Linked DNA regions of Mus musculus: regions 1, 3, 4, 5 and 6 are each linked to region 2. A link is a loop called in an ENCODE intact Hi-C map of the cell type or tissue named here. Cell type or tissue: heart. All regions are shown on one strand.

Region 1 (4,000 bases), 780 kb before region 2:
GAACTAAAAATAGCTCAAGACAATTTTGGGTCTGCAAAATTTTAGCTCTCCACAATGAATTCCAATCAATAAATCAGTTCGCAGAATCTTTAACATAGGTGAAGCTTTTTGGGGGACTCAAGTTCTTGTAATAGAAGAAGTGAAATTCAAGCAGGGAAGTTTTCAGAGCAAGGTGTAGACTGTAGGTATTTTACACTGAAGGCTTTTCTTCCCCTTAATCCACACCATCCCTCCCCCAGCTTGGATGCTGTGAGCATCCATCCTTCAGTTACTGTCGCTTCAGTCTCTGTCCTCTACCAAGATTTGGTGTTCGCAACCAGCAAGTCTCCCGCTAGTACCCCTCTAGACCCCATTCATGCTAACTGGGAAGGGTCTTAAACAACCAAGTTAATAGACCACTCAGAAGAGCTTAAAACCACCTGTTTCATTATGTACTCAAGTTGTAAATTTTCTAATTCTCTCTATTTAGACATCTGATTCTCATTGGCCTACATCTCTACCAACAGTCAACGAGAAAACTAGCTATGAGCACATACTGCAGTCAGCATCACTTAAGAAAATGTCATTCTTCCAGAAAGATTGTAAGAAAGGGTAACTATCTGTCTCTCTATATCTGGCTCTGACAAGAGGCTGGAATTCACCAATGTAGACATCACTTCTTAGGAGCAGTCTTCTAGGGCCTTTCTGTGAAGAGAAAGGCTATATATAGTTATCGACAACTTCTGTTGCCAGAGTTTTCAGAGCTGTCATAGGAGCAGGTGATGCCCTTGCCCAAAGCCATATCTTCACTCTCCAGCCCATTTCTGATGACCGAATGAGGTGGGGGTGCTATAAAGGCTCAGGATTTACTCTGAGATAAGATGGCTCTGAAGGCTATCAGTTGTTCTGTTGCCCTTCCTCAGGCTTTTATTGCTCAGGTAACCTTGTTACAATTGTATCTTATGCCATGATCTTATTTTATATATAATATAAAATATATAATATAATATATATATATATACAGGATTCATGTAGTTCAGGGTGACCCAAAATTAGTTATGTCTCAGAGGCTTAATCTGAATCCCTGATTCTCTTGTTTCTATCTCTTAAGTTCTGAAGTAAATGCTACCAAGCTTGGCTCTACACGTTAACCAGAAATTCCTCTTCAGGTTGGCTGGCACAAACTAGAGACTGTAACAGGCTGCCAGAGAGGCTACTGAAGCTTATAATTTCATTGGAATACCAGTTGTCTGCTAAGTGATATCTCTCCCCCATGGTCATGGCAGTAGACAACATAACAATGTCTGGAAAAAAAACATAAAACAAATGAAAAGAGAATGTGTCCCAGTCCCTGGAAAATATTCACCCGTTCTTAGAAAAGACAGGGATGTAGCCAGGTAGGAGGTCATCCTGGCAGGGACACAGAGAGCAAGATGTCAAGGTTAATCTCAGCTATACAGCAGTTCAAGCCTGGCCTGAGGTCTGATCCAACTCTACCATCCTCCCCACTAAAAAACAATACTCCTTTCCTTTACCAACATATTTTCCTCTACATTTCTCTCATGTGCTAACCTCTCACACTACAAAGGGTGGTGAAGTTGATTTGTGAGTTTTTCTCTTTCTATTACTGGTCAAGAATAAGCATATCCTTAACTGCCCAACTGGTCATGTCATTGGTTCCACAATCTTTTTTTTTTAAAGGTATTTTCTTTATTTACATTTCAAATGTTATCCCTTTACCTGGTTTTCCCTTAGACTCCCCCCTGCCCTCTCCCTGCTTACCAACCTACCCACTCCCACTTCCTGGTCCTGGCATTCTCCTAGACTGGGGCATCAAGCCTTCACAGGACCAAGGGCCTCTCCTCCTTCTGATGACTGACAAGGTCATCCTCTGCTACACATGCAGCTGGAGCCATGGGTTCCTCCATGTGTACTCTTTGGTTGGTGGTTTAGTGCCTGGGAGCTCGGGGGTGGGGGGTACTGGTTGGTTCATATTGTTGTTCCTCCTATGGGGCTGCAAACCCCTTCAGCTCCTTGTGTCCTTTCTCTAGGTCCTCCATTGGGGATGACTGAGAGCATGTACCTCTGTATTTGACAGGCACTGGCAGAGCCTTTCAGAAGACAGCTATATCAGGCTTCTGTCAGCAAGCACAATAGTGTCTGGGTTTGGTGACTGTATATAGGATAGATCCCCAGGTGGGCCAGTCTCTGGATGGTCTTTCTTTCAGCCTCTGTTACATATTTTGTCTCTGTATCTCCTCCCATTGGTATTTTGTTCCCCCATGTAAGAAGGACCATAGTATCCATACTTTGGTCTTCCTTCTTCTTGAGCTTCATTTGGTCTGTGAATTGTATCTTGGATATTCCGAGCTTCTGGGCTAATATCCACTTTTCAGTGAGTGTATACCATGTGTGTTCTTTTATGATTGGGTTACCTCACTCAGGATGATATTTTCTAGTTCCACCCATTTGCCTAAGAATTTAATGAAGTCATTGGGTTTTTTTTGTTTGTTTGTTTGTTTTTAAATAACTGAGTAGTAATCCAGTGTGTAAATGTACCACATTTTCTGTATCCATTCCTCTGTTGAGGGACATCTGGGTTCTTTCAAGTTTCTGGCTATTATAAATAAGGCTGCTATGAACATAGTGGAGCATGCATGTGTCCTTTATACATGTTGGAGCATATTCAGGGTATATGCCCAGGAGTAGTATTAGTGGGTCCTCGGGTAGTATTGTGTCCAATTTTCTGAGGAACCACCAAACTTATTTCCACAGTGGTTGTAACAGCTTCCAATCCCACCAGCAATGGAGGGGTGCTCCTCTTTCACCACGCCCTAGCCAGTATCTGCTGTCACCTGAATTTTTGATCTTAGCTATTCTGACTGGTGTGAGGTGGAATCTCAGGGTTCTTTTGATTTGCATTTTCCTGATGACTAAGGATGTTGAACATTTCTTTAGGTGCTTTTCATCCATTTGGTATTCCTCAGTTGAGAATTCTTTGTTTAACTCTGTACCCCATTTTTTTTAAAAAGGCCTATGACTGTGTTATGATAAGTTTTTCAACAGCTAGATCATTTTGTAACAAGTTAGGTATATACTGACAAACACAATTTTATCTGCTACAGTAAAGTACATTTGTCACCAAAGTGGAACTTTGCATCAGAGCATGAGCTTGTCATTCTTTTTTTTGGATATCTAATATTTATTTCTATCTATTTAATTCTTTTTTAAAAAAATATTTTGTACCACATTTTTTAATACTGTTATTTGTTTCTCTGGAGGCTGACTTCTTGAGTTCTTTGTATATATTCGATATTAGCCTTCTATCAGATGTAGGGTTGGTAAAGATCTTTTCCCAATCTGTTGGTTGCCTTTTTGTACTATTGACAGTGTCCTTGGCCTTATAGAGGCTTTGCAATTTTATGAGATTCCATTTGTCAATTCTTGATCTTAGAGCATAAGCTATTGGTGTTCTGTTCAGGAAAATTTCCCCTGTGTCACGTGTTTGAGACTCTTCCCCACTTTCTTTTCTATTAGTTTCAGTGTATCTGGTTTTATGTGGAGGTCATTGATCCACTTCAACTTGAGCTTTGTACAAGGAAACAAGAACTTGTACAAGGAAATAAGAACTTCTTCTCCATGCCAACTGCCAGTTGAGCCAGCACCATTTGTTGAAAATGCTTTCCTTTTTCCACGGGATGGTTTTATCTCCTTTATCAAAGATCAAGTGACCATAGGTGTGTGGGTTCATTTCTGGGTCTTCAATTTTATTCCATTGATCTACATGTCAGTCACTATACCCATACCATGAAGTTTCTATCACAATTGCTCTGTAGTACAGCTTGAGATCAGGGATGGTGATTCTGCAATAAGTTCTTTTACTGTTGAGAATAGTTTTTGCTATCCTGGGTTTTTTTTTTCTTTTTTTCTTTTTTTTTGCTATGCCAGATGAATTTGAGAATTGCTCTTTCTAACTCAATGAAGAATTGATTTTGAATTTTGATGGGGATTGCACTGAATC
Region 2 (4,000 bases):
ATACTACTTCACACACTAAATGGAAAACAAAACTCCCAAGTCCCAAATAGTAAGTATATGAATTAAAAGTTTAGAAAATTGAGGCACTTTGAATCTGAGCATATTCATATTTATGAAGGGGCTGAGGGATTTAAGTTCCATGGGCCTGGTACCAGGGAAGTTGCAGCTGTTTCCTGGTAGCTGTAGCTGTAGCTGCAGAGGTGAAAGAAGAGGGCGTTACTATTCGTGCATGAGTTCCTGTGTGGGAGGAGCATCTCAGGAACTATTAGGCTGGGCATGTGTCTACATAATCTCTTCAGAACCATGGTTCACAGTAAAGTCAGTTGAGAACTCATCATGAAAAGGAGGTTTGTCCTAGTTAAGACTTTACCTACTTGTAAGCCTTGCACCAGTCATCTAACCTTTCAAAATCCAGCTTTCTCAAGAAAATGAGACATTGGGTTAGACTTTGAGGGTTCCTTGTAAGATTTAGTCTCTATATGATTTACAATGAGAAAGTACTTTATGAGGATAATTCAAATTTGTAAATAAGTCTTTATATAAATCAAGGTACTTTTTGAATTTTCAAAATCTTTAGTACATTCATTACCAATATAACCAGGTTAAGCTTGTATTAGCTGTTCTTTCTTACATGGGGATCTTGGTGAAACCGTCTTGGGTTAGTTTCCTCTTTTTATTGTTTTAATTTTTTCTCTGTGTGTGTGCTCACATGTACCCACAGAGGCTAGAAAATGGTGTCGGATTCCTTGGAACTGGAGTTCAAGGCGGTCAGCTGCCCAACATGGGCCGTCTGAACAGCAAGTGCTCTTAACCAGTGAGCTGTCGCTCCAGCTCTCTCCTGTGGGTAATTATGAGAACATATGAGATCACAGGTTATTTCTTTAGTGACTTTTTTTTTTAAAAGTATGTCTTAAAGGTAAACTTCAGCACCAGAATACTTAAAAGTCATTGAAGAAGAATGATCTCCTTGTGGGTCATGTCTAAGATAAAAGAGTGATCTGGAAGAGAAGTTTTTAAGAGCTTTTCCCATTTCCCTTTAAATATAAAAGAATCTCAGATTTTCATAGCCATTACTGACACCTTTGCAAAAGGCTCTTGTCTACTTGGGATAGAATGTGTTTATTTTGTATCTTTCGAATTAAGTGCATGTGTACTTCTTGATACTTGACATTTAATGCTTTAAACGTTTTGTTATGAGATGGGCATCAAGATGTACGTGCCTTTAATCCCAGCACTCAAGAGGCAAAGGCAGGCTGATCTCTGAGTTCAAGGCCAACCTGGTCTACATAGTGAGTTAAGGACAGTCAGAGCTACATAGAAGAAAGTTTTATTACATTTTAATTGTGTGTGTGCCTGCATATGGTGCATGGGTGGAGGTCAGAGGATAACAAGTCAGTTCTTTCCTTCTATCTGTAAATCTGGGGATCAAAACTCAGCGTCAAACCAAGGGCTTTATGCACTGAGCCATCTTCAGGTCCCACACTGAATGCTTCTTAGTAAAGAATTGCTGACTGCAATTAGAGTTGCTGAATACAGGTTTGTTCTGCTTATTTGAGCTATGGGTCTTTAGTGACACCTAGTGGGCGGTGAGTGCTTAGTGCTTAGAATGAATTTCATAGTTGACTTGGGCCGTCTGAACAGCAAGTGCTCTTAGCCAGCGAGCTGTCGCTCCAGCTCTCTCCTGTGGGTAATTAAATACATACTGTGTTTCCCAAGCCCTTTGGCTGTTTTCATTGGGACCTGGTGGTTGTGGAGAATGAAAAGGATTTAAACGTGTGCTGTTGGGTGGCAGAACATGAAAATGCTGCTTCTCTCACATCAACGGAATTGTTAGGGTTAAAGGAGAACTTCAAGATACTTAACCCCACCCTACCACCCAACCCCTTTAAAATCAAGAAAGAAACTGAAGGGAAGAAGTTAAGAAGCGACCGATGTGAAGTAGAAGATACATGACGACGAGCCTGAGCTTGTGCTTCTGGTGCCTGTCAGATCTTGGGGTAGGGATGGGGGCGGGGGGCGGGGGGAGAGGTTTGTTTGAGACCTTGGTCTAAGTGGAACAAACAGAGTATATATAAAGACATTTTTTGTTTAGTAACTGGTCCTTAAGAGCTATAGACAAATTTATCCCGGTGTTTTGCTGTTAGAGCTGAACTTGCTTAAGGCATGTAGGAAGGCAAGAAGCTCCAGGAGATTTTAGTAGAGTTGCTTACATGGAAGGAGAGGGGTAGCCTGGTTAGCTGAGGCTGTTACATCTAAGATTATGTGTCTGCTAGCAGCCTGGAAAGCTGGCTGGTGTAAGGCTATACTTTTGGAAAGGAAAAAACTGGTGCTAGAAAAAAATTCTCACTAGAAGGCTTGTGGCACGTAATTTGTTTAATCCAGATTGGATACATCAGGTACAGCAGTGGCACAGGACTCAGTACTGTAAATGATATACATGTTATAACATTTGCACTACAATTTCAAAAGAAGACAAACTTAAGAGCTTTTTTCCCCACAGAAAGTTTTCACATTTGTCTTCCTGCAGTTTTATACAGTGTATTTCTTTGCCATTGTAATGGTGGTAAGCAAAGCCCAATAAGTATACGAAAATAGAAAAGAACACACTTGATGTTTTCCACAGGAACATTAATGGGAGCGCATGACCTCTAAGGAAAACATTGGAATGTCTGGTTATCAAAAATATACCATCCCTCCCACCTCCCTGGTTTGTAAAATAGTCCATTGGTCCAAGGAGTCCCCTAGGACTTGGGTCTGTGCCCTGCACTGGCTAACGTGTCATCAGCCAGCATAGTTTAAATAACCTGCTGAGATAAAAGTCATTCCAACAGTTGATGAGAAAACGTAGAATATCCTGAATAAAAAACAAGACCCACAAGGAACCCCTTTAAAAAGCCGTTTCATTTTTCAAAGCCACTGTCCCTCGATTCTAATGCTTTTCATGATGCTGTTTGGGCTCTAAGTGTCATGGGTCATGACAATACTTTTCCTTTTTCCCATCATTTTAAAGCTTTGCAAGTAATGAGAATTCATTAGGAAATCAGAGGAAAAATAAAAGTTTTTCCTGTTCCTCTTATGGTGGTTACCATGCCAGCTAGCATGAAAGGGAAACTATTACTTCAAATGAACAGTATTGGGATCCTTCTGCCTTACTTAGTTACCTAGTATCTGAAGTGAGGGAGCCTGAATCACTAGAATTCATTAACAGCTTCAAATCTAATGCTAGCTCAATTTCAGTCACTACTGCTATTTTTAAAAAGACAAGGAAAATGATCTAGGCATATAATGCTCCCAGGTACTTTCCCTACTTGCTTTCTGACAAGAAAATGACATGATCCTGAACTGCAGAGAAAACAACTGTATAAAGTCCTCAGCAGTTCTGTATGTGACTTCTGTCAACCAGGGATCATCATTTACCACTTCCTTAACATCTGATCAAATTATGTGGTCATAAACTAATAATAATGTTCAACTGTTGAGACTATCTACTGGTCTTTTGAAAGAGGTTCTGTACAGTTAGTCCTGAGCTTGAGACTAGTTAGGAAATGTGGGAAGGGTCTATTCCAGGAGGTCCTGCTACTTCACGAATGCTTCCTTTCTCTAATCAGCGGTCTTGGCATCCAGCTTTTAAAAATATGAGCAAGTCTTCGAGCCATGGAGCAGGACCTAGAAGACACTCCAGGACACGCTAAGTCCTGGATCAAATCATAATTCTGCCATCCACTTGGCATGAAACCTTGAGTGAGGCATCTAGCTTCTTGGTGCCCATTTCTTCTGAGTCAAAAATTTACTAAGGTGACTACCTTCACAGATGGTAGTGAGAGCCCATAGTATGCTTTGAAATGTCATTGTTCAAGCCTCCTCCTCATCGAGATAGTCAAACAATTGCCTGAAAAATCTTGGGCATTCCCTTGTTCATCTACTTACAGAATTGATCACCCACAGCTGGTTCTACACGGTGGCTTCAACATCTATAATTTGTATTAGCACAGTCAGGTGA
Region 3 (4,000 bases), 770 kb before region 2:
TAGCTTGTCCCCAAGATTCCCCCAATCCCAGTTATCTCTCCCAGGACTCTCTTCTTCCATGTTCTCCCCACTTTATCTTTCCAATTTCTGTCCCTGCTTCCACCCTCAATGTCTATTTTATTTTCCCTTCCAAAGGAGTTCATGCATCTCCCCTTGAACCCTCTTGTCACTTAGAACCTCCCAGTCTGTAAATTATAACATGGTTATCCTTTACAGCTAATATCAACTTATAAGTGAGTACATACCATGTTTGTTGTTCTGAGTCAGGATGAATTTTTTTCTAGTTCCATACATTTGCCTGCAAATTTCACTACATCATTGTTTTTAACAGCTGAGTAATATCCCATTGTGTGAATGTACCACACTTTTTAAAATCCATTCTTTAGTTGAGGGTGCTTTCCTATTTCCAGCTCTTACACAGAAAGCTGCTGTGAAGAAGCTCTACTACAGACCTATAGTAATAAAAAAGCACATGGTTTTGGCATAAAAACACAGATTGATCAATGGGATTGAATTGAATTCCCAGATGGACTTCACACACCCATGGACAACTGATTTATAACAAAGAAGTCAAAATAATACAATGGAATAAAGAAATAAATGCTGCTGGTCGAACTGGATGTTGGTATGTAGAAGAATGTAAATAGATCAATATCTTTAACCCTACAGAAAACTTAAGTCCAAGTGGCTCAAAGACTTCAACATAAAACCAGATACACTGAATCTGAGTAAAGAGTAATTGGGGACTAACCTTAAATGCATTGGCACAGGAGACAATTTCTGAACAGAAGACTAAGATTGGCAATTAATAAATGTGATCTCTTGAAACTGAAAAGTTTCTGTAAGGCAAAAGATGCCATCAGTAAGGATGAATGGCAGCCTATAGACTGGGAAAAATATCTTCACCAATCCTACATCTGACAGAGGGCTAATTTCCAAAATATTTATTAAGAAAACCTCAAGAAACTAGACATCAAAACCCAGGAAATCCAATTAAAATGGGGTACAGAGCCAAATAGAAAATTAGCAACAGAAGAATCTCTAATGGGAAAGAAGCATTTAAAGAAATATATAACATCCTTAGCCATCAGGGAAATGTAAATCAAAGTGACTCTGAAATTCCATCTTATACCTATCAGAATGACTAAGGCCAAAAACTCAAGTGGCAGCTCATGATGGTGAGGATGTGGAGCAAGGGGACAACTCCTCCATTGCTAGTAAGAGTGAAAACTTGTACAATCACTTTGGAAATCAATATGGAGTTACTCTTATTATGCCCAATTCACAAGAACTTGATACACTCTGTGTTGTAACTAAGTTTGGACAGCACCGTAGAGAATGAGGAACGATCACCTCAGATCCTGTCAGTGTCCATCCTGTCTTCTATAGCATGAGTCCCCAGAGGTTTTGCCCCATGACTGACTGGTGCTTACATCCTCCTCTCTCACTTTCTCCCTCAACTCTCAGTTTTGAAGATCTCAAGCCCCTCCCTCATCAAACATTAGGAGGAGATCAAAGACACATTCAGTGCCAATCCTCCACCCCAAAACATAGACAGGAAGACGATCTCAGCCCACATCCTGTGTTTAAACAAAGTTCTCCATATGGGTGACTCAACACAGGCAAATGTTCATGAACATCCTTCAGTTCAAAACCAACCACTGTACCCGGGCTTCCAGTAAATCACCCATTCTTCCATTAGTTCGTTAGTTCATGGCCAGCAGCTGATCTGTTGTGTGTATTGAGGCCAATAAAAAGGGCACAGATGATCATTTATTTGTTCTTGTACTTACACACTTAATGACCTCCTGAGGTCTTTCTTTTCTTTCTTCTCTTTAATCTTTTTATAGGTAAGCTGTTGCTTGGGTAGAATAGACAAGCCTAGAGCTTTTCATCTTCCTGTCTTTGCTCCTAGGCTCAAGATCTATAGGTTTGCCCCACTCTGCATGTCAGACTCTGGTGTTTTGTTTGAAGCCCATGCCCAAAAGACACTGGATTGAGGATGAAGGACCAACAAATAGTCTTGGTTTCACTTTCCACTTAGTGGAAGGGAAGAGATTAAAATCTACCATTACACAACCTTGTAACCATCTAGGTATGTACACACTGTACAAGAGATTTTAGTTTAGATTTGTCAGTAACTTTTTATGCAGAAAGAGTTCACAGACAAGGTGAGTATGAGGGTAGGGGATGCCCTGAAGTTCAGGTTATTTTTTCTTCCTGGTTCTTCACTATGACTACATCTTTCATGTTCTCTAGGTTTAGTAAAGTCTTGAAGGTCTCACCTGTCTTCAAATGCCTGTCTTTAAATTTATAGTCCTTGCACTGGGAAGAGGCCATTTTAATACTTACTCTGGAGTTTACTTTAACAAGGCTCTCAAGTGCTCCTGTAGGGGTATGTGTCCTATTAACTTAACCCCTGCTAAGAAAGAAGTTGGGAAATAATCTTAGGACAGTACATGGCATTGAACTGCCCATCACTGACCACAAGATGGTGCTGTTACTCTAGTCTTCATGTACCAACATAGCAAAGCATCCTGTCAGAAAATGGTAGAGAGATCACTGATGACTTTAGTTTCCTGAGATTGGATCTGGTCACCTAGTTAAAATACCAAGACAAATGCCCTCAAAAACATGCTAGCAAGTGTGTGTTTATATGTGTCCATCCACAGTGATACATGTGATATACTAGAATGATCTTTTTCAGCATCGTTGGAAATACCCACCAAAAGACAAGAAGATCTCAGTTCAGACTGACAAAGAATGCCAAGTTCAAGCAAAGTTATAGGGGTTTTTAACTTTAGGTTCTGTTTCAAAATGCAGATAAGGGGGTCTTAGATCTCTGGTCAGGTCTTTTTTCTCTTAAAAGTGATTTCTAAAATTTTTTTTTGTTGTGAACATTTTAACATTTCTTAGTCAATGAGAATTTATAGAGATTAAATGTGCACACACTGATAGAAGGTACCTTGAAACAACTCTTCCCACAAGACTCTACTTGATATTGATGGGAATCTGGGGAAACTCCAGGCTCCAGTGGGTTCATTATAAAAGATTTTGGGTAGGACAGTTCTTGGAGTTTCTGTCAACTATTCTAACAAAATTAGTTGCTAACAGGTGTTATATATCCTGGTATCATAATACATTTTAGTTTGGGTAAATAGTAGAATAATGAAGCTATCAGTACCCAATTATAAAATGTTATATTTCATAATTTTGTCTGAGACAAAAATATTTCATAAGTATTGATGCCTCTCAACATGGGATGAGTGTGATGGCCAAACCTTGTTGTCAGACTCACAGGTCTCATTTAAATATTGCGATCTAAGGATCAGTATCTAAATAGAACAGCCCTAGCCTGGATCTATTATTTAGAGATCACAGGAAATGGCAGTGCCCCTTCCTAGTCCATTTCAGGCATCCTCTGTATTTGATACAACTATATGAAATTAAAAATAAAATACATCTAATCTAGGAACTAGCAGCCAGACAGGCAATGTTGGATAGAGTAGGAGCCATATGGGAGAAGTTTTGAAGTGACAGTGACAGTGACATTTCGTATTCTGGGGTAGTTTGTTGAAGTTGCAGCCCCAGCTGCAGTTGAAGTCCCAGGATGGAAGTGGTCATGCAGAGAAATTGAGGCTTGGAACCATGAAATGAGCCATTGAGAGGCTATTGATGAAGGTGTATTTTAGTGGTATCAGAATTTTCCAGCAATTTGGAGATGACAGTACCATGGAATGATCACAGAGAAGGGCAACAGTTATGGAATGGAGCCAATTGGAGTCTAGAAGACAATCTATGTGTGTTGGAGAGAACAGAACTAGAGAGTTGACCCAAGCCCATTGGAGGAGCCGAGACAATCATGACTGAATCCCAGACATTGGACCTTGAGTTATTTACACTTTTGAAGTATGATTTTGCTACGATTTGAGTGTGACTATGCCTGATTCATCCCTCTTGAAATAAGGAAGTGTTTAATTTATTTTTGATGTCACAGGGA
Region 4 (4,000 bases), 52 kb before region 2:
GTTCAATACTGTATTACCAGGGTTTGACTTTGACTATCGCAAATCCTACATACACAGTTTGTAACTTCATCCAGGGAATCCTTGCCATTGTTAATTTGTTGGTGTGTGTCCACCAATGAAGTGTTAAATGAAAATTTTCAAACTTGCTCTCTAGTAGATGGAAGAACTTGAGGGAAGTGGTTGCAAGTCAGAACACAAAAAGGGACGTGTGACTTGACTGTATGAGCAGTGTAGAGGAATGCTGTGAAGATGGATACAGCAGCTTGCTGGCTGTACAGAGGTGCTTTTCTTTTCCTTCCCAGTTGCATTTTACAAAGGTGGGGCATATGTAGGACATGGAGCCAGGGCGATACTGCTGTATGTTCTCCATGAAGAAAGAGAAAGCAAATGGCCTGTTGGCCAGGTGCATACAGGAGAAGAAAGCAGATTGCAAGCTTAGGAAACCCTGTGCCTTGTCCCTGAAAATCAAGGAGACCAGTCCTAGAAAGTAAATCTTTGCTCAGGGATCTAGATATGGTCTCATTGCAACTAGGTGTGAAGGTGTTCATGCCTTGCTGAGATATGCCAGGTGTGTGGACAGCCCTTTAGTTACCAAGTCAGCTTTCAAATGTAAGATCCAACCAACCTGAAGAAATGTCAAAAAGTACTGTTTGAAACATTGGAAATTGTATTCTTTTGATATTCTAATAAACTTAGCTACTTAACATTTCCCTTCTCTTTATCCAGTTATACATGTCTGTGACTAAGAGGCAAAACCTTAAGCTAAACTAAAATGCAAGTAGAAGGATAGGGTCCATTTGTCCCAGAAAGAGGAGCTGGGCTCTTTGATTGTGGTTGTCTTTTAAGGGAGGTCTTGTTATACCACTCAGGCTGGCTTCAAACTTCTGGGTTCAGGTGAATCTCCTGCCTCAGTGTCTCAAGTAGCTAGGATTACAGGAATATATCACTGTGTGACCAATTAGGGACATACCATATTTTAAGGACTTCTGAAGTCATTATGCTTTGAAATACTTCTCACACATTTCTTTGGACTTAAAAATCATGGACAGACAGACCTCTCACAAACCAGCTAAAATATCTAAATACGTTATATCACGTGGGTTGTGTAGATATTTGTTAAATTAAAATAGTCTCACCAGTAACACAGACTGATTTTATCAGTTTCCTTTGACACATCTTACACTCCTCCCTTGGGTTAAAGGTAAAACAAAAACAAAAACAAAAAAAAAAACAAAAAAACACCCTTTTGACATTGAAGGATATTCAAGCCAGAGGGATGCAGTGTTATCCAAGGGAAATTTGTACTTGCTGAGCAACATGTAAAGGTGTCCTGTTAAGAGAGAGGGCTATATTTTTATAGTGTCTTTATGTGAACTCCTTGGTCTTGGGAAGGGCAACTGAAGGCAAGATGTATTTTCATAGCCAAGACATGGAGAGTTTCTAGGGTATTAATTTGAATCTCATGATGCATATCTATGAACAAATTACGTAGTAGTGTTTATGGCTATTTCAAGTATAATAGCTTTGATTTTGTGAATAACAATTTAATTTAAAGGAAGCTTGATGCTACAATTGGTAGGTTTTTAATTTTCCCAACTAGACCACAAGCAACTTTAATGACTTGATGCCTCCAATCTAATTTTATAATTAACAGTAAATGCAAGTGCATCACCTTACCCTCCACCAGGGGGAGCTTCGGTATCATATGATGCTTCTACCAGCATTTCCTTACAAAGACTCATGGAGTTTACAACTTAATTAGGCAAAAAATAGACACAAAATTTTGGGAAGGTATGAATACCATTAACTTAATGCACTGTAGCCACTTTAGTATGTATTTTTCTTAATGTTTGGAGAAACAGTGGCTGCTAGCATGTGACTGCCATCTCCCCACAGCTCTGAACTCACCTTGGTCTGCCATCCTCATCTGCCATCATCAGAGAACTCCTTTTACTCCTCAATAAGACCGTCTCCTTTTCCGAAGTTGTGATGTTCTTTTTTGTCTACTTGACTAAAACAAGTGATTTGGAGTCATTTTTCTCTCCTTAAGAATCGTAATAAAACATTCTGCATGCCTTGAGTCCAGTCACTTTAAAATAGCTACCCTGTGTACCCTCACAGGTCAACAAATGTTTGTCAGTCATATGTCTGAGTTTTGGTTAGGGACCAAGGGTCAGAAAGAGAAACAGTGAGTACTGTATTCCTTTCCTGACCGATACTCTTAGGATGTTAGTCAACAACATGTCTCTTATAAATTATGTGTTGAAATTAGCTTGTGAAGAAGCTCTCTCATAATTTAGAGGAGGAAAATTACACTTTTATTTGGGTCTTTGCTTATTTACGGTGCTAAATATAGAGTGAAGTGGCCCCACAACCATCCACACCAAGCATCAAAAGACACTTTGGTTTGCTCATCCAGACTCTGGAAAGAGCAAATGAATGTGAGCAGTGAGCGTGTCTGCCTACCCAGCTAGTAGCATTAATGCTACTCAGTATAAACAGATGTTCTTACAGATACAGTGTGGCACTTAGGTTGGTCTTGGGTTTCTCTTCCTGAAGTTTTGCCTTGAATCTATTGACTGTGCAGTCCTCTTAACTTTATCATGTTTAAATGTTCTTGTAAGAACAGCTAGAGACTTTGAACTGACTGCCTAGTTCTTTTTTGGGAAGGCAACATGGATCCTGTTTTCCAGATATTAACAGCCTTCAAAGGAAACTTGAGAGTTGCAAGTGCTTTGGGCTTGTTAAGAAGCAGACAACTATAGCTCTAGGCCCAACTGCTAATTGCTTGAGCAAGAGACTGGCTGTTCCCATAAAAGAAAATTTTTAATAAACCTTCCCATTTAAACAGTTGTGTGGCTCTTACATTGAACTGATGTTTTCAGTAATTTTCTTTAATCTTACCTATGTTCAAATTTTTACACTACAGTTGGAGTGCATACAAAGCAGAAAAACATGATCTTTTTTTTAGATATTTATTTTTATTTGATGTGCATTGGTGTTTTGCCCCCATGTATGTTTGAAGGTGCTAGAATTGGAGGGGCAGACAGTGAGTTGTGAGTTGTAGTGTGGGTGCTGAGAATTGAACTCAGGACCTCTGGAAGAGCAACCAGAGCTCTTAACTGCTGAGCCATCTCTTCAGCCCCCGTACATGATCTTTATATGCCTATCAACAGTTACTATATTTGTACTGTCTGAATTCATGGTATACAACAACATACGCCAGTTCCTCCACGTGTAGACTTTTAATCTTTAGGAAATGGCCAAAGATTGTGCTGGGGAATTGAGTGAGAGAGTACCCCCAAGTGCTTTCTGTGCAAACATAGGGACTTGAGTTCAGATTTCTAGCACTCACACACACATATAAAAGGTAAGGCCTAGTGATAACTGTAATCCCAACACTGGGAAGTGAAGACAGATGTGCCCAGGAACTCACTGTCCATTAAGTCTAGCCAGACAGTGAGCTCCAGGTTCAATGAGAGACCCTGTCTTAATGCAAAGTAGAGAGCAATAGATGTAGACACTCAACATTGACCTCGGGCCTACAAAAGCATATGCAAGGTACATGCACTTACACATTTGAATATGGTACACACACCACACATACAGATAGATGAAACTGCTGAAAACCCCATGTGTTTATTACAGTGAATGCTGTAAAACTTGTACAGAGGGCAACAGGAATGAGGGTGGAAGATGTATATGTCCTTGTGTTGGTTATATGAGCAAGGACTGAAAATGTGAGCCCATGCAACTGCATTGGAGAAAGAAAGGCCTTCCTTCACATTGGGAAAGGTTATGACGAGGTCACCGTGGCTGGAGGAGAGTGAACACGAGTAAGAATACTGTAGATAATAGAATTAGGTAGGCTGAATGTAGACAGGGAAAATCAGTATTAGTCTGTGTGGTATTCATGGGAAGAATTTTACAAAAGGTACAACATAGAATCAATAATATGTCATCAAAACCACAGTTGTGGGCTGGGGGGATGGCTCAGTAC
Region 5 (4,000 bases), 290 kb before region 2:
AAACCAAGCACGGTAGCTCGTGCTTGTAATCCCAGCACTGCAGAGACAGAGACAAGTGAATCCTTGTGGCTCCCTGGCTCCATGTCCTAGTCAGAGAATCAGTCTCAAAAAACAAAGTAGACATCTTCAAAGCTGACCTCTGGCCTCCACACACATGCACATCCTCCCCCCCCAACACACACACAAGTCTCGGTCTGAGAAGAGCAAGGCTCTACTGTCTAGATTAAGCTGCTGCACAGCTTACTGTCATAAGGCTTGAATGCTGACAAGAAAGTAGGATCTTGATCTGCAGGCTACAAGAAAGCAATGAAGAACCAAGAGTCACAGACTGCAGGTGAAGATGTGAGTGTGACTCTATTGCTAAAGCCCGACGGGCCATGGAAGGTAAGATATGGACAGGAAGGACTAATCAAATGAGACCCAACAGAACCTGACGAACCTGAGGGTAAGAGGATGGATGGAGGCTATCAGCCCACTTCAGTTTAATGGGGATGGCTCCCACAGGATCGTCTATTTAAAATGTCTGGCTCCCATTGGTGGACTACTTAGGAAGAATTTTGAGGTGTGGCCAAGTGTACTGGAGATGGACTACGAGGTTTCAAAAGCCCACACCAAGCCAGTCTTGCTATCTTTCTGCCACATGCTTGTGAATTAGAATGTAAGCTCTTAGCTACTGCTCCAGCACCAGGCTCTGCCTACTGGCCCACGCTCCTTGCTGTGACAGTCAAAAAACCCTCTGAAACTCTAAGCAAGCCCTCAAATAAATGTTTTTTCCTTGATCATGGTGTTGTTTCACAGCAAGAGAACAGAACTAAGACACCCACTTAGTCAAAAGGCTGTGAGACTATCAACCGAAACGGGAGCACAAAGAAATGGACAGGAAGCAGATAATGGAACCTGACTGTAGTTTTGGGGTAAGGAAAGACCAATCAAAAGAACCCAGACTGGCTACTACTGTTACCCAAACACTGTTCAAATATCCCAAAGGGGAAAGAAAAGATAACTATAGGCAGGACTCAACACTTACCTCGGTATGAATTCAGTGATACCTGCTGAGCCAGGTCCCAAATTTTGATGCTACAATGCAAAAAAAAAATAGGAATATTAACTTGCAGTATCAACATTAAAATATACCCATACAACATGTCCCACTTCTGTTTCCTAGACTCCTGCTGTTTTATTTACAATGCACTACCAAGTCTCTTAGGAAACAGACATGCCATTACTCACTAGACTAAAAACAGCCCAAAGCATTTTACATAATGAAATTAACAGGATAGATGGGATATCCACAGGAAGTCTAGATATAGAAATAATGAAAACAGGGACTCACCAGCAGTCTTTGCTACCACTGACAGCTTGTGTGCCAGAGCTCAGGACAGTGACAGTAGACACAATGTCATCATGCTCATACTTGCAGAACTTGCTGACTATAAGTGTCTCGTTCTCATCTAGCTCCCACAATTCAACAGCACCTGTTGGGGACAGAGCGGGGTGAGGTGCAGACAAGGGAAGCATGAGCCTGGGTTGTACCAAGGCAGGAACTCCTGCCTAGGACTCAAGCAAGAATTGCTACTGAGCCAACTGTAAAAGCAAAGTCCACGTCACTAACGGCTTAGCTGACTTCCAGGCCGTTTGGTTTTGTTACCCTACTGCTTTCCTAACAGGCCAGATGCCTATGAGGAAAACTCCTGGAGATAGGGAAATAAGATGTAAAATCAATTCTAGTGCTTCCAGAAAGCAGGTCCTAAGCAATCGGTTCCCAGAGAGCCTTATTTAGATAACAGTTCAGTGACGATGTCTCTTCCCAGGTATGCAGACACTAGTAAATATTTGCTTACATAAAATGTCTTGAAATACTTCTAAGATTTATATTATATATATGATCACACTGTCACTGACAAACCAGAAGAGGCCATCTGATCCAATTACAAATGGTTGTAAACCACCATGTGGTTGCTGGGATGTGAACTCATGAGCTCTGGAAGAGCAGCCACTCACTGTCTTGAAATATTCTAATTTCAACTGTCAGTCTCATTCACTAACATTCTACTTTTCAATTGCCATGTTCTACCTAACACTTAAGAATGTTTGTATGTGAGAGAGATGTTCTGATTTTAAGCGCACAGGTGTTTTGCTTTCATCTATGTCTATTCATCAAGTGCATGCAGTGCCCATGGAGGCCAAAAGATGGCACTGGCTTCCCTAAGACTGTAGTTACAAGGTTGTTAGTGGAATGTGGGTGCTGGGTGTCCAACTTGGGTCCTCTGAAAAAGTAGTTAACACTTATCACCACTGGATCATCTCTCCAGACCCAAAATAAATCTATTTTAATCTTTGAGACAGGGTTTTCCCTACTTCCCTACGTACCTATGGCTGGCCTGGAACTGGATATGGAGAACAGGCCGGCCTCCAACTCACAGAGCTCTGCCTGCGGCTGCTGGGATTACAGGCAGCACCTATACCCAGCTTCCACCAACTTATATAAATTCTGACTTTCTTTAATCTGCTTAATTCTGAGAACTCCATACACGCATACAATGTAGTCTGACTATATTCATCCCTAGCTTGTCCAACATTTACCCTCCATCACCTACCAACTTCATTTCTTTGTCTTTTTTAATGCCAAAGCCTACATTTCTCAGCCTGACACTCAAAGAAAGGTGGGATTAAGGACTGTCCAGTGACAGAGCAGTTGCCTAGCAAGGTGAGTCAATTCACAGCACATAGCAAACACAACAGCAAAAGAAAACAGGAGGCTAGGCACGGTGGCACACGTCTTTAATTACAGCACAGAGGAAGACTTCTGTGAGTTCAAGGCCAGCCTGGTCTACTTAGTTTCTGGGACAGCCAAGCCAATAAGGTAAACAACCCTGCTTCTAAATAATAAAACACCTTTTCCCATCCTACCCTGTACCCAACTCTTCAATTCCAGGGGAGGGGGATCACTCACCTGAATCAGAAGCCACTAGGATACCTTTGTCCCCCACCCAAGTGAGGTCAGCTACTCCAGCCTCGGTCTGGACGCCAGCAGAGCAGAAACCTTCGTTGGGGGCCGCACTAGGATCCTTGAAAAACCACAGAGAACCTACCCAGCAGCGACCACTCAGGCTGGAGACCCCGAGCAGAAGGGAACCATCTACGGTGGGGAGAGCAAAGTTATAAGGTGTCAGATGGAAGGCCTTGTTTCTATGGTAACCTCACAGAACCCCGTGGCGGGACCAGTCTGAATCTGAGATCGGATTTGTGGAGCTGAGCTGGGGCAGGGCCAGGACGCCAGGTATGGCCGAGGAGGGCCACACGGCGCTGGGAGGACTCGAGAGGGTCAGCACCGGGAGAGGGCACCCGAGACTGGGGGTAAAGGGGCTTCCAGGCCCCGGGATCTCGGCTCACCAGACCGGTACCGTGCAGCCTCCAATTGACGTTCCATGCATGCGGGCGCATTGGGGGGCAGGTTCCACTCGCGGGCCGCCGGGGGCACGAGCGGAGGAGGGGTGTCCTTCCGCATCTCCACGATTCCAAATCTAACCTAGACCCAGACTCGACGAGAGACCCTGACTCGGCGCCGGAGGGACCGCACACGTGGTGTACCTCTGCGCAACCGCCCCTCTCCGAGGGAATTCGCTCTACTTCTCGCGAGAATTGTGTCTACCCTTCCAGCCTGCTTTTCCGTCTCCTGTCCCCGCAGCGGGATTTTGTTTGTTTCCCTCCCTCAGCCCCACCCATTTTTTCTCCTCTTCTCGCGATAGTGGGGAGGGGGCGGGGAAAAAGCCGAGAACTTCCGAGAAAAAGCGAGCTGATCTCTTCTCGCGAGATGTGCGAGCGGCCATCTTGCTCCTGCCCCTGACAGGCTCGGGTCGGGGTCACAGGGACACGGAGCCCGCTGTCCCGCTCTTCGCAGACAATGCTGTCCCGGGTGGTGCTTTCTGCTGCCGCCACAGCGGGTGAGAGACGTAGAGCCTAGGTTAGCGTAGCAGGGTGACTAGGAAGAAGCCAGGCC
Region 6 (4,000 bases), 230 kb before region 2:
ATTAATACTGTAAAATGTGATGTTTAGGCCAACAAGATTGTGACACTAAAGCATACGTATGAAGCAGATTCAGTGCCTGCTCTGAGGTAGGAAGAGATGGTAGGACCAGAGAAAGGGCCACATAAGCAGGCCACTGGTGACATTTTGGATCTCACAGAAGACCATTTATAGGACCAGAGTGGGGGAGAAAAAAAGGTCTATTTAAGAAAGTTTTTAATAGTGAATTGAAGATAAGCTCGGATTTCCCTGCCATTTTTTTTTCCATCTGAGAGGAGGGGCACCATGAATTTCACTTCTACCGGCAGAGCCTGATTTCTACAAGGGAGACAAGGATGGACTCTGAGGAGTTTCCAGTCTGACAAAGTGACCCGAGTCCAGGAAAAGGCCTCCCAAGCTCTAGCCTGGAGCAGCACAGCACAGCTCAGCTATTGGCTGCATAGCATCCTGAAAAGGCTGACCAGAGAGAGGACACACATAGGCTCTTTTGCATCTTCTCAGAAAAGCCTAGATAACCTCAACTGCCAGTCTTTGACAGAAAAGTGTATTAGCAGGAGACCAAGGTTGGGGTTCCAGAACCCAGAATTACCCAAGCCACAGCCAAGACAGGATGTTAGGCAGCTGGGAGATGGAAACTGCTGCTTGGCTGCTCAGAGCTGACACGATGCTGTGGGCATACTTGCATAGACCCATGTCTACTCACTTCCTCTTGAAGTCATGACCACTTCCCTCAAAGCCTCATGCTTCTACAGACCTCGCTATGTGCCAGCGAACAGTGGGGCCTTAGAGACAGCCAGTGCTCAGAGTCATCTTTGAGGGTGTCTTCTCCTTGCCCCCTTTTTTATATGCTCCTTCCCCACTCTCTGTCAAAGTACCGGTAAGACCCTAAGACTTCAGGTGACTTCCCAAACTCACTGCTCTTCTTAGAGCTGGGCTGAGACCCTTTCAACTTACAAGGCCTGGGACTCTGAACGTGAAGAGTTCTCTAAAGTGAGTATCAGTAAAAATGAAAAGGATGGATAAAGACCCAAAACCCCAAGGTTCCTGTAACTTGGGTTACAGGAAATCCTGCTCAGGGAAAGGGAACTGCTTGTGACTAGGTGCCCAAACCTTAGCTACCATGATTCAACCACGCCCAAGTGAGCCAGGCCTCTAAGCCCAAGAGAAAGTCTAGCGCAGCAGTTCTCGGCCTGTGGGTCGCTAACCACAGATGACACCTTCACAGGGGTCACCTAAGGCCACCGGAAAACATACATATGATACATACCCTATGATTTATAAAAACATACATATGATAAATAAACATATGATACACACCTTATGATTTATAACAGTAACAATATGATTTATAACAGTAGCAAAATTAAAGTTTTGAAGTAACAATGAAAATAAATTTATGGTTGGGAGGGGTCGCCTCAACATTTGTATTGTATTAAAGGGAATTTTACTAATGGGCCGTGTTATGAGGAAGGGCTAGAGGATTCAGCTATCCCTAATACTCTTCCAGATTATAGGCTCTCAAAATATGTCTTTCAACTACCTGTGTCAGCTTGTGGTTTGAGTAGTTGAGGTCTGGCTAAGGGGCTATGCTCAGATGTGGCCACCAGGTGGCAGCACATTTCCACCGTCCTCTGAAACACAAGCTGCCGCTAAGGAGAGAAAATGGGGAGGGCTCAAAACTGGCCTCAGCCAACCACCTCGGACTTTGCAAGGGAGACCAGGAGCAAGGAGGGTAGGTAGGCTGCCTATGGTCAGTCCAATCTAGTCCCACATAATATTCTGATCCTCTGGACTCAAGAAGGCTGGCAAGGAGCATGAACAGCCTAACAAAAAAAGTTTTGCATTTTGCTCCACAAAGCAGGAACTCTCAGCAAATAGAGAAGGAATGTGCTTAAGTCTGTTCTGCTAAAGAGCATGTTCTACAGTGGAGACCAGCCCAGTCTGGTCTCCTGACTTAAGGACAGGGTGGATTCAGAAGGGGTCTGCTACCGTGTGATATCTGCCGTAAGTAGATCTCACCGGGTTGTGCATTGTTGGTCCTTCCCCCATGTCCTCCAATCCCCAACCCATCCTCCTGTAGGCACAGGGCCCTCTGGTCACTGTCCTGATCTTTTCAAAGCCCATAACTTATCCAAACGTCCTTGAGCCTCTTCATATCCCAGCCTCCTCATTCCAGCCTCAGGCCTTCAATTACCCACCCTGGTATTTTTTCACTCAAGTAGGGGACTCCCGCAGTCTCTGAAGTTCATCTCTGATTCCACACAGGTCAACTGTGAGTCCTGATGTCATTTTCAGTGACCTTTACGTAAGCACTAACTAGCACGTGCAGGAACGAACCCGGGATAGAGCACCGCCAGTCCTAGATGTGTATAGTGGGGCTGTGCCTTGGCCTGCTTCTTCTCAACCCACCCTACCCTTAGATGAATTGAGCACATTCTCCTGGAGAGAGCAAGAAACCAGCAACCTCTACCCCTTCGATGACACGTCTTCTCTTACTCTACAAGGTCCTTCTATCACGAGTGTGTGAACCCTGCCATTGACAGGGTGCTAAGTGACACAGCCCAGGCTCCTTGCTTGGCGTTTTATACCTGTCACTTATAATCGTGTGCCAAACTTAATCGTAAGTGCTGCTAACTCATTTCACTGGTGAGGAGACCACAGCCTGGTGCGAGGTGGCTTTCAGGGAGCAAGTGGCGGAGCTGGGATCTGAACCTGCATTAGTTACTTCTCAGATTTCTTTGACAAAATCTTGAACAAAGGTAACTTAAAGAAGGGAGGGAGGGAGGGAGGGAGGGAGGGAGGGAGGGAGGGAGGGAGGGAGGGAGGACAGTTACAGTCAACTACGATGGGTAAAGGCCAGAATCTGAGTCAACTATCTTAGCCCTTTCCAGTGAATCACACAAGAATAGGCCAACACCAATTATACCAAACATAAACTGTGACTGGGCAGAAGCTCTTCAGTGTGGAAGGGTGTGCATGATCCATGGGTTGGGCCAGCTACTGAGAACTACTGAGAACAGGATTTTTTTTTTCTTTCTTTTTTGCCAGTTTTCTGGTTTCTGGTTCCTCCTCTTAGGCTGTGGAGTAATGGAGGGCAGCCTGCCAATCCTCCCTCAACCTTCTCCACCCCACACCCCTGCATCTAGTCCATGGGCAGACAGCATCAGGAAACCACATTACTTTACTTCCCGCTGAAGGGTTCCCCCAATAACTTTATTTCCCTCGGCTTTTCATTAAAGCTATTGTTATACAGAGTCTGTCTCAGCATTTCATCACGGTTAAAGATACTACATTGTTATTGCTTATACTGAAGGTTTAAGAGACCTATTTCCCCGAGGAGGTTCTAGGAAGGATGTTGCTCTTCTAATACCTCTCCTGCTCTGTTCATTAGCTTGGTGGCGTAGGTTGTTCCTGGGCAGCCAGGAGCTCAGAGTGGGTCAGCACAAGCCAGGCTTGTCTCAGCAAAAAAAAGACTTTTCTAGAAAAGCTGCACGCATTGTCTCAACTTCAGGCTTCTAGTATCCTTTTTTAAATTATTTTTTTATTTTTATGTGTGTGCACACACTTGTGTGAAGGTGGCATAGAGACCAGAAGTCATCATCACTTGCATGCAGCTGGAGTTACAAGGCACTCAGAACCACCTGGTGTGAGTGCTGGTAACTGACATCAGGTCCTCTCAGAGAGTAGTGTCTCAGCGTTTCTATTGCTGTGAAGAGACACCATGACCACGGTAACTCTTTTTTGTTTTTTTAAATGTATTTATTTATTTTATATTTGTGAGTACACTGTAGCTTTACAGATGGTTGTGAGCCTTCATGTGGTTGTTGGGAATTGAACTTTTTAGGACCTCTGCTCGCTCCAGTCAACTTTGGTCACTCAGTCCCTGCTTGCTCCAGCCCAAAGATTTATTATTATACATAAGTACACAGTAGCTGTCTTCAGACACACCAGAAGAGGGCATCGGATCCCATTACAGATAGCTGTGAGCCACCGTGTGGTTGTT

The links. Peaks named below come from ENCODE experiments on the same cell type or tissue, not always from the same donor. Only the 100,000 strongest peaks of a DNase experiment are listed, where the experiment ranks them.
Region 1: a loop joins it to region 2, with 6 times the contacts of the local background. A loop is called at or near these places in 15 of 42 quality-filtered maps.
Region 3: it touches region 2 in a loop (12-fold over the local background); 19 of 42 quality-filtered maps call a loop at or near these places.
Region 4: a loop joins it to region 2, with 6 times the contacts of the local background. A loop is called at or near these places in 29 of 42 quality-filtered maps.
Region 5: a loop joins it to region 2, with 3 times the contacts of the local background. A loop is called at or near these places in 19 of 42 quality-filtered maps.
Region 6: a loop joins it to region 2, with 6 times the contacts of the local background. A loop is called at or near these places in 31 of 42 quality-filtered maps.

What each region holds. Positions count from the first base shown.
Region 1 is chr3:106,453,316-106,457,315 of GRCm38, reverse strand. No RefSeq gene overlaps it. Among named protein-coding and RNA genes, the nearest start is that of 2010016I18Rik, 31 kb to the left of the region's middle. In heart, no CTCF peak of the experiment used is centred here; no DNase peak of the experiment used is centred here.
Region 2 is chr3:105,672,358-105,676,357 of GRCm38, reverse strand. Kcnd3 (potassium voltage-gated channel, Shal-related family, member 3) reads right to left here. Exons shown (of 8, transcript NM_019931.2): 8 at 2,356-4,000. Among named protein-coding and RNA genes, the nearest start is that of Ddx20, 13 kb to the left of the region's middle. In heart, no CTCF peak of the experiment used is centred here; a DNase peak (open chromatin) is centred at 1,577.
Region 3 is chr3:106,447,248-106,451,247 of GRCm38, reverse strand. No RefSeq gene overlaps it. Among named protein-coding and RNA genes, the nearest start is that of 2010016I18Rik, 37 kb to the left of the region's middle. In heart, a CTCF peak has its summit at 2,475 (motif pointing right); no DNase peak of the experiment used is centred here; H3K27me3 peaks cover 363 bases.
Region 4 is chr3:105,723,969-105,727,968 of GRCm38, reverse strand. It overlaps Rap1a (RAS-related protein 1a), which reads left to right. Exons shown (of 8, transcript NM_145541.5): 8 at 1-709. Among named protein-coding and RNA genes, the nearest start is that of Inka2, 21 kb to the right of the region's middle. In heart, a CTCF peak has its summit at 1,680 (motif pointing right); no DNase peak of the experiment used is centred here.
Region 5 is chr3:105,959,092-105,963,091 of GRCm38, reverse strand. It overlaps Atp5pb (ATP synthase peripheral stalk-membrane subunit b), which reads left to right and starts at 3,829. Exons shown (of 7, transcript NM_009725.5): 1 at 3,829-3,944. The coding sequence starts at 3,905. Wdr77 (WD repeat domain 77) reads right to left here and starts at 3,594. Exons shown (of 10, transcript NM_027432.3): 1 at 3,394-3,594; 2 at 2,954-3,139; 3 at 1,334-1,475; 4 at 1,028-1,077. The coding sequence starts at 3,508. In heart, a CTCF peak has its summit at 2,188 (motif pointing right); a DNase peak (open chromatin) is centred at 3,751; H3K4me3 peaks cover 1,916 bases; H3K27ac peaks cover 1,247 bases.
Region 6 is chr3:105,897,583-105,901,582 of GRCm38, reverse strand. The region is part of intron 1 of Tmigd3 (transmembrane and immunoglobulin domain containing 3); the gene reads right to left. Among named protein-coding and RNA genes, the nearest start is that of Adora3, 4.8 kb to the left of the region's middle. In heart, no CTCF peak of the experiment used is centred here; DNase peaks (open chromatin) are centred at 602, 1,662, 2,482 and 3,092; H3K27me3 peaks cover 931 bases.